Linked DNA regions of Homo sapiens: region 1 is linked to region 2. Evidence: chromatin contacts called from ENCODE Hi-C or POLR2A ChIA-PET data. All regions are on one chromosome and are shown on one strand. Each heading gives the region's core, a stretch centred on a gene start or an enhancer-like site at or near the end of the contact. The rest is flanking DNA. Distances are from core to core; before and after follow the strand shown.

Evidence for each region. A loop is a pair of places that touch in the nucleus more often than their neighbours do. ChIA-PET counts read pairs that join two places held with the same protein, here RNA polymerase II (POLR2A). Pooled maps may share reads with other maps.
Region 1: a loop to region 2 is called in a map of dorsolateral prefrontal cortex, with 2.1 times the contacts of the local background. The contact joins the enhancer-like site here to the promoter of ABLIM2 in region 2. A Hi-C loop is called at or near these places in 3 of 168 maps with a recorded cell type or tissue (dorsolateral prefrontal cortex, mammary epithelial cell and posterior cingulate gyrus) and 5 of 50 pooled maps. POLR2A ChIA-PET finds 5 or more read pairs at or near these places in 2 of 52 experiments (B cell and activated CD4-positive, alpha-beta T cell).

The regions. Positions count from the first base shown.
Region 1 is chr4:8,017,496-8,022,308 of GRCh38, forward strand. It overlaps ABLIM2 (actin binding LIM protein family member 2), which reads right to left. Exons shown (of 21, transcript NM_001130083.2): 13 at 2,707-2,808; 14 at 2,123-2,176. Among named protein-coding and RNA genes, the nearest start is that of MIR95, 15 kb to the left of the region's middle. Within about 2 kb of position 2,921, at least 3 of the 41 ENCODE cell types and tissues checked have a DNase peak (open chromatin) inside an H3K27ac peak, as active enhancers do; they include dorsolateral prefrontal cortex, where a contact is called at or near this core.
Region 2 is chr4:8,156,550-8,160,790 of GRCh38, forward strand. It overlaps ABLIM2 (actin binding LIM protein family member 2), which reads right to left and starts at 2,264. Exons shown (of 21, transcript NM_001130083.2): 1 at 2,131-2,264. The coding sequence starts at 2,140. RefSeq lists silencers at 1,981-2,470, 2,811-2,870.

The sequences.
Region 1 (4,813 bases), core at 1,671-4,170, 140 kb before region 2:
CAGGCTGGTCTCGAACTCCTGAGCTCAGGCAATCGGCCCGCCTGTGCTTCCCAAAGCGCTAGGATTACAGGTGTGAGCCACCACACCCGGCTTACAGCAAAATTTTGGAATGATAAAAGAATTTTGGTCCTTGCTTAGGGTTTAATCAAACAGGAATTAACTTGCCTTTGCATAGGAGAATCATATATAGCCAGATTTTTAAAAATACACAAAGATGGCCAGGTGCAGCGGCTCACCCCTATAATCCTAGCACTTTGGGAGGCTGAAGCGGGTGGATCACAAGGTCAAAAGATTGAGATCATCCTGGCCAACATGGTGAAACCCCACCTTTACTAAAAATACAAAAAAATTAGCTGGCACGATGGTTTGCTCCTGTAGTCCCAGGTACTTGGGAAGCTGAGGCAGGAGAATTGCTTGAAGCCAAGAGGCGGAGGTTGCAGTAAGCCAAGATCGCACCACTGCACTCCAGCCTGGTGACAGAGCGAGACTCCGTCTCAAAAAAAAAAAAAAAAGCACAAAGACGATCACTGGAGACAGTAAAATCTAATCTCTCCACTGGATGGTTCAGGTAAAGGACTGAGGTCGAAACTCTTTGTCTTAGATCTGGGTCTGTTGGATGACAATGAACAATTTCATAACCTGGTTTGCTCTCTTCCCCTTTCTAAGGGGCAGACCCCCTCCTGTCCTGCACATGTTAATCACACATTTTAAGGCACCAATCTGAGACAAAATGGGGGGTTAATAAAAGGCCAAGGTAGTCAATCCCAATCTTGTAGCCCCACCAGCACAGAATACACAGCACTCCAGGCAGGCTGTTCAGGCTGGGTGCCATGATGGAAAGCCAGTCACTTACTGTGGCTGCTCCTTCTTTTGGCCAGGCCTCAGTTTCCCCACTTGTAACCCAAGGGAACTGGTCTGGACAATTTCTAAGGGCCCTAGAGTCTATCTAGCCCATCCCGCTCTGATCCCTCTTGGAGGTTCATGCTCTACGCTTCTCTGGTGGAAAGGCAATGGTAGAAGCCATCATTTCTGGAAACTCAAGACATTTCATTCACTTTTTTCCTTCTTGGAAAGAGGAAAAAAATGCACAAAGTACAGGACCTATTGCCATGATGGAGAAAGTATTTTAAAAGTTTGTATAACCTGATCACTGATTTGTCAGCAAGTCACAGGAAACACACTTTTTATGAGATTCCATCTAAAAGTGTCCATCCAGTTGTCAATGTGGGATGTGGCTATTTGCTTTAGGTACATCTGGACAAGAACGTTTAATATGGAAATGCCTTTTCCCATCGCTAGTGACTTGATACAATTCCCATCATGTGCACAGCACTTTACAGTTTAGAATGCACTTCCCTATTCGATATCCCATGAAGTTCCCACGGTCAGCCTGTGGAAAGGGCGGGGTGGAGGGGATCGGTCCTGTTTTGCAGATGAGTAAACCGAGGCTCAGGATGGTGAAGCAACCTGCTGTCAATCACCCAGAAATCCCAGGAGGAAAGAGAGGGGAGACCATGTGGCCCCGATTCCTGCTCCATGGCCCACGCAAGCTGCTCCCTGCGCACCTCCCAGGCAGGTTCACGTGGAGCAGAGCTGGGCGTCAGCTCCTATTTGCTTATGCAAGAAATCTCCGTAACGGAAGGCAAGGTCACCCATCCCATCATCAGAAATTCTCAAAACTCAAGACTAAAGTCTCCCTGAGGAATAAACGACCGATTCAAGTTTGTTCTATATTCCAAAGATCGGGCCTGGATCAGATTGTGGTTCTAGGAGCCTCTGTCCCTCACCATCTTGGCTAAAGTCTCTCTGGCTGCATAATTGAAGGCGCCACCACCAGGCTCTTGGCTATAAACCCCCATCCCAAGCCCTGGCTGATGTGCATTAGCCTCGGCGTCGTAACGCACAGAAGTTCCTTACTCAGACATACCCTTCATCGTAATTTATCAGAACAGGACTCTCGGGAGGCTGCTAGTGAATTTGCATTTAATAGTCAGACTGCTAAGGGCCTTGGTGGTGCCTTCACTGCATTTATCAGAACACAACAAAAGGATGCATTCAGAAGCAGATGGGTATTGACAGGCATGCGGGGCAAACCACAGCAGCGGGAGGAATCCAACCGTACCATGCTGTCTGTAGATAGGGGGTTTCCTATAGATGTTATCTTTTACGCCAGTGTCTGGGGAAGAAGAAAGAAAAAAAAGGAGAGAACAGGAGGGTAAGCAGCAAGTTGTGATGGTTTCTGTTCTACAGCTTTTTGTAAGCAACAAGCACTCACCCAGATTTAGAATCATCAGGCAGGAACTGGCACCCAGCGAGCGACAGACACCCAGGCCCCAGATCAAGCCTCCCTGACTCCAGATGCCACCCTCATCTGCAGGAGATGGGGCAGCAGCCAGGAACCTTGTGGTCCCCCGGGAAGTGTAGCCAGCTCAGACAGCCCTTTTCCTTCACCCCATTCCCAGGAGGACAGGTGTATCTCCCTGCCGTTTGTGGGAATTTGGAAGAAACTCAAACACACATCGGTTTGGGGTTGTGAAAACCCGTCTGATGGTTTTAAAGAAATCTCAGTGCCTGGGGAGCAGTGGAGGAGCCTGGAGTGTCGTCTGGCGCCTGCTGAGTCAAGGCAAGCTGACAGTTTGGGTGTGGCCAGTTTCGGTGTGGACAGTTTCAGTGTAAGGAGCCCAGCCAGCGTGTCCCGGAGCCTACCTGGGACGTGGAAGTGGCGAGGTGCCTGCTGGTAGGTGGAGGGGGGCGGCTTGCTGTCAGAGAGCACGGAGAGGCTGGGGGTGCTCCGGCCACTTTCACTGCCTCCAGACGGAAGGGCAAAGGCAGCAGATAGAAGGGGAAACGGGAAAGCAAAGTAGAATATTTCAAGCATGAAAAGCTTATTTGCAGCGAGCCCCATCTCTCCTGTCTGGTGGAGCAGCCCAGATCCCCTGCCCAGGGGAAGGAGTGTGGGCCTCATCCACGTTCCCAGACTGTGTCCAAGGACTTGCTAATCCAACCCTGAGTTGAAGTCTGTCCAGAGTCCCAAGGCAGAGGAGCGACATTGCTGAGGGCAGAGGGCTGGGCGGTGAACTAAGAACACCTTAGGGGGCTCACTCCATCTGCGCCTCTGCATCCTGGCTGGTGTTTGAATCCAACCAACTGCAAATTCGCCAAAACAAAGGCCCCTCTTCCTAATTATCCTTGTATATAAACATGCTGTTTTCCTTGAGAATCTAAAAATTAGCTGCTCAGAATAGGATTAAAGCACTAAAATGATCAAAATTGTCCTTTAAAAGCCATTGAGTAAAATTTTGCCAGCTGCAGAAGATAAGAAAAGAGTAGTATCCATCCATTACCACATTCTTTTTTTTTTTTTTTTTTTTTTTGGGACAGTGTCTCACTCTGTCACCCAGGCTGGAATGCAGTGGCACAATCACGGCTCTGCAGGGTGCAGACTCCACCTTCTGGGCTCAAGCCATCCTCCCACCTCGGCCTCCCAAGTTGCTGGGACCACAGGTGTGCACTACCACGCCTGGCTAATTTTTTTAATTTTGTAAAGATGGGGTTTTGCCACGTTGCCCTGGCTGGTCTTGAACTCCTGGGCTCAAGCAATCTGCCCACCTCTACCTCCCAAGGTGCTGGGATTACAGGCATGAGCCACCGCACCCTGGCCACATTCTTAAATACAACTGCTTTTTGGCAAATTAAATGGAAAGCATCCTCTGACCCTGCTTCAATTGCTGAGCTCACCTGGAACTATAATTCTGTTTTGCGAACAAGGTTGGATTATCAAGTCACGCATCCAGAGGGCCGAGGTGACCTGGGTGACGCCCCTCCCCCCACACCTGTTTGGGGAATGAGGTGACAGACAGATGCAGGGTATTGAATGCTTGTGATGAGAGAAGGTGTACGCTCCCTGCAGAAGACACTCCCAAGGCCCCGTTCCTCCCACCTGCCAGCCCCAGGAAGCCCCCTCAGCACTAGGCAATGGGCTGCAAGGGGTAAGGCGCTCTTCACCTGAGAACGTTCCCTCAAGCTGCACAGCCTTTCAGAGCAGCAGGACCCTGCGGTGACATCGAAATGAAACAGAAATAGAACTTCTGCGGTGGGTGAGTGATGTGCTGGGCCTGAAGGTGGACTGGCCAGGGACCCCACAGTGGACTCGTGAGGAGGGCTCGACAGACACTGGCCCAGAGGGGGCTCTTGCCTGGTGGTGGGCTGCATGCAGCGGGAGGTCACCTAGGAGCAGGGTGGCCCCAGCCAGGCTGATGCCGTAGAAAGGACTGCAGGCTCTAACTTTGAGCATTTTCTCGTGCTTGGGCATGGGTGCTGATTTTGCCTGTCAATGCTGATGGAGCGTCAGATAACTGCCCTTCCCTTAGCAACCTCCCTCCAGAACAGCATGGAACCTTCTAGAGCCTCAGTTGGCTCTACAGGTGCCCTTGCTGGCCGTGGCACCCTTGCTGGTCAGGTCACGCTCGTCAGGATGCTCCACGGTGGACTCCTGCACCTCCTGGTGGCAGCAGGGGCCTCACAGCAGGGAGACTGGACTCACGTGCCCGGAAAGGACACCGCGGATCCCTCCTACCGACTACGGCTGTGCTGGACCCATCCCCACTGGCAGCAAAACAGGGCAGGTTTTAAAAACTGCACCCACACGAACTCTGAACAGAGGAAGACGGTTTGCTTCAGGCACCATCTCTAAGCTGTGTGTGCTCTTGGCACAGCTCGTGGACCTGGGAGGCCAGGAAGGGCTGGTTTCTTCCTATCTGGAATCATGGCCCCTGATCTGCCTCAGCCCCCACTCAGTGGGCCGAGGATCTAA
Region 2 (4,241 bases), core at 1,014-3,513:
CTGAAGACATGGACACAGCCCAAAGGAACAGGGAGCCTGCAGCACACGAGGGTTAGACAGGCTGCCCTGGGCTCTAAGCCTTCGGCCCATTTGGGCAGCTGGAGACTGGACCAGATGATGCTCAGCCACTCCTACCAGTGCTGAGCTCTGGAATAATGCCAGCGGGTGTGGGGAGGGCCACAGGGGACCTGCCCTTGTTGCCCTTGTTGATGATGGAAGCTCCTGTCCTGCCAGACATACACAGTGGCCGGACGTTAGAGCCCACATGCCAGGAACAAGGGACCATGCTGTCTGCTCTCCCCCACTGTGTGGGTGGAATGCCTGCTGTGCGCATCATCGGCTGGGGACAGGGCTGGGCAGGGGCGACAGGTGGCCCGGAGAGCACACATTGCCAGTTCCAAAGGGCTGGATTGATTCAGAGGGTCTGAGCTGAGCTGGCCACCCAGCAATGACCATCCCAAACTACCGAGGGCCTCCCAGGTGTGGGGCTCTTCATGTTGTACCTTGTCCCCTCCAGGCAACCAATGCTACTGCTCTTACAGGTCAGGAAGCCAAGCTCTGGAAGGTGCCACCTATGCCTAAGACCACCAGGCAGTCACCATGGTTCAAACCCCAGTCTCTGCCCCCAACTGCCCCAGTGCCCCCACACCCCTTCTCGTCAGATGCAGAGGAGAGATGCCAGCACTGCTTCTGAGGCTCTCCCTGATGACAGGGGGGACCACAGGTATCAATTATGGCCACAAGAAGCATAAAATTACTCTGTGTGCACCCAGCCATTATCCCCACCTGCCATTAGATAAATGTGTCTGGAGGTTCTGCCAAGTCTCAGGGTGCCCTGCTCCCCAGCCACTCCCAGATAACTAGGTTGGCCATTTCAGAAATCCTCTTCCAAAGGGTTCTGCCTCTGACCTCCCCAACCGCCTGCCATTGCTCTCAGCTACTCCCAAAGGCTCCCGGCAACGCCGTCCCTCCTTCCTTGGATTGGAGGGGGAGGGAGACAATCTCCCCAGGGAGGGGAGTCCCTGGCCCTTAGCCCCCGCCCCCTTCTAGGCCTACAGCCCACAGGAAGCTCTTACTAAATTCACATTCTCTCCCCAGTCCGATCTCCCTCAGGGGAAGCGGCTGTCCCCATTGGTTTCTGCACCATGGCCAAGGGCCATACTGCAGTCCCTGGCGCGACAGGCTTAGAGGAAAGAGCACAAGAGTCAGTGAGCCCGGGGTTCGAATCCCCGCCCCCCCTTCCTGAGCCAAGCAAGTGACTCAAGCCTGGTGCGCCTCGGGTCACACCCTGAAAAATGGGGTGACAGCCCTTCCCTGCCGGGAATGCAACGACAAGCCCTCAGCCCGGTGCGGGCCCCAGGAGGCTCTCAGATCCGGGCATCCTCAGGCCGCCTCCAGGGCTCACCGCCAAGGGCTCCAGTTCTAGGTCTCAGTTTCCCCAACAGCACAAGGCGCGGCTGGGCTCCAGCGCTGTGGGATTTTTCCAGCCCCGCACAGAGGCTGTCAGATCCCGGAGGGTGGGTGCGGCGGGAAAGGCAGGGGTGCGACGCGCAGGGGCGAGGGGCTGGAGACGCGCAGAGATCGGGTCGGGGCCGGGTCTGACACATGCGGGCTCCGGGTCCCCAGATCTGCTGCGGAGAGTCCTGGGCGCCGAGGGTCGGCCTGACGCCCCCAACCCAGGCGCTGCCAGAGCGGCGCAAGGGCGGCGCCCCCAGCTGCAAAGCCCCGCCTATCATCTCACCTCTGCGTGCCTAGGTCTGCTGGGGCCCCGGCCCTTCGCCCGGACCCCAGGCCCCCGCGCGGACCCTGACCGCTTTCTGCAGCCTGGAACAACCCGGACCCCCGTGAGAAGCAAAGAAGGGGCGCCTTCCAGACATCCTGGCGCAGCCACGCCGGCCGGCGCGCTGGGAAAGGATCCCCGGCCCGCGCCACTGAGCTACGCGCTCCGGGCGCAGGGCAGAGGGCTGCGCTCTGGCCCCTCGGGGCTGCAAAATCCTGGAGCAAAAGTTGGGTGGAGCCGCTGGGTGATTTTCCCCGGCGTTGCAGGTGCAGCCTCCGAATGCCACCCAGCCCTTGCGGCGCCGCGAGCCAGCGCGGGGACCCGTTGGTCCCTCGGTCCCCAGCACCCACCTGCACTCATCTCAGCAGCCGCTCGGAGTCGGGGCGGCCCGGCGCTGCGACAGCCAGACCCTCGGGCCCGCAGGTGCCGCGCCCGCGCTATCCTCCGCCCGCCCGCCGGCTCCGCGCCCGCTCCTTGCGCACACGCCAGGCAGCGCCGCCGCAGCCCCACGGCGCGCAGGCCACGCCCGTGCCACGCCCACTCTCACGCCCCTCCTGGCGGCCCCGCCCCGCGCCCCCGCTGCCGCCCGGGAGCACCCTGGGAAGTGTAGGCACCTCGACGCCACCGCTCCGCCTGGCTCCCCAGCTGCGGGGCGATCGGACTACAAGTCCCAGCACGCTTCGCGGCCAGCGCAGGCGCAGACGGGCGACGGCGGCTGAGGCCTTTCGCAATCGTTCTTAGATCTCTGCAGAGCTGTCGCCACGGCCTGAGGGGCGACGTGGGGACTGCCGCTCACGGAATCCGGGAGTCGCTAGGAGAGCGGCGCAGGGAAAAGCGAGCTTGGTGCAGCTCTTCTTGAGTAGTCGAGCTACAAGGCGCCTGAAGACCTTCTGGGCCAACTCTTCTTTACCAGTTTACAGAGAGGGAAACTGAGGCGGGGGCGGTGCTCGGGCAGGATTAGCCCGCATCCGTCGGCGAGGCTTGCACTGGTGGGGATTCGTGCGCAGGTTTCCTGCCTCCGGGCTTGGGCTGTCCGCGCCTCGCCACCCACCCCAGGCTCCCGTCGCTCCTCGCCGGCTGGCGCCCAGCTGGGGGGTGCACCGGGAGAGGTGGCGCGGCTCACTTCGGCGCAGTCCCCGGCCCCAGCCTCCACGGTGACCGGCTACCCTGTGACATCAGGCGCCCAGCACAGGGCCTGGACGCGGGTGCAGGAGAGGGAGTCAGGGAACGGGGAGGAGCAGGGGTCCCCACTGTGTGCCTGGTGCGACAAAAGGCGAGCTGCAGAGAGGTCGGGAGGAGCCGGCAAACACAAGGATGCCCACCAGGCGCGGAGGGCCTGGGCTGGAGGAGCATTTAGGATGCAGAATCGCGGGAACCTGGCATGGAGAGAGAGGCCAAGGACTTTTGGCTTGGGCCAGGGCTGTTTGGAGATGCTTTCAACAAGTGGAAGAAGATTGGGCACAGAAAATGTAGACTGAATGGAACACTGAGGCAGGAGCAGGTACTCCTCCCCCTCCCTCAGCAGCAGCCATCTCCCCCAAGAGGGGCCAGGATGGGAGGCCAGGAGTACAGTGGCTCAGTGGGGGAGCTGAAGTCCTGGGGAACCAGCCAAGCCCCACACACCCTAGAAATCCAGGAGGCCCAGCTAGGTGATTCTGCCCGCAGCCGCAGGGTTCCCATGCCAGTCCACTGGGATCTTGTGCCATGTAATTGAGGGGGCGCCAGATCTAAGGATCAGTGAACTAATGTGTGCCATGACCCAGTGTGAGTTGAGATCAATAAATGTCTTTGCTTTGCTATTATTATTCTCTGTGGCTAACATAGGGCCTGGCACAGAGCAGGCAGTCTGCAAATATCTGTTGAATAAACGGAGAGAAGGATAGAGGGGAGGGGAGAGTGCTGGCACCTGGCACTCCTGGATCATAGCCTGAGAGGTAGGCCAGGCACCCACCTGCCGTAGGTACACCCTGCTGCCACTTGCCCTCTAAGGAGCTCTCGGTCAGGCTCCCCCGCAGCCTCTGTTTCCTCCCTCTGTTTCCAAAGGCTCCTGAGAACCTCCCAGGGGTGCCATGATTTCCCCCACACAGCCTGGTGAGGACGGCAGGGAGCCCTCACACCTCTCTGCCAAGACCCTGTGAGCCAGAGGGTGGATGTGGGTGCCCCATTCCAGACTGGTTCCAGAGCCCAGGACAAGGGGCTGGGGAGCCTTAACAGTTCTCAACCTGGAAGGGCCTCGGGGCCATGTGGTTCCAACATCTTCTTTCACAAGGGCAGAAACCAAGGCCCAAAGACATACTGCCTCAAGTCACCCAGCAAGTTAGTGACAGGGTGGGGCTTGAGCCAGGTCTTTTCTTTCCTTCCTGCTCCGTGTCTGCTGAACTGGGACTTCAGCGAATCTGCTGGTTGAATTGAATCGATTGAAACAGACTTGGTTCTCTGTCCATGGTACTACAGGCCAGGT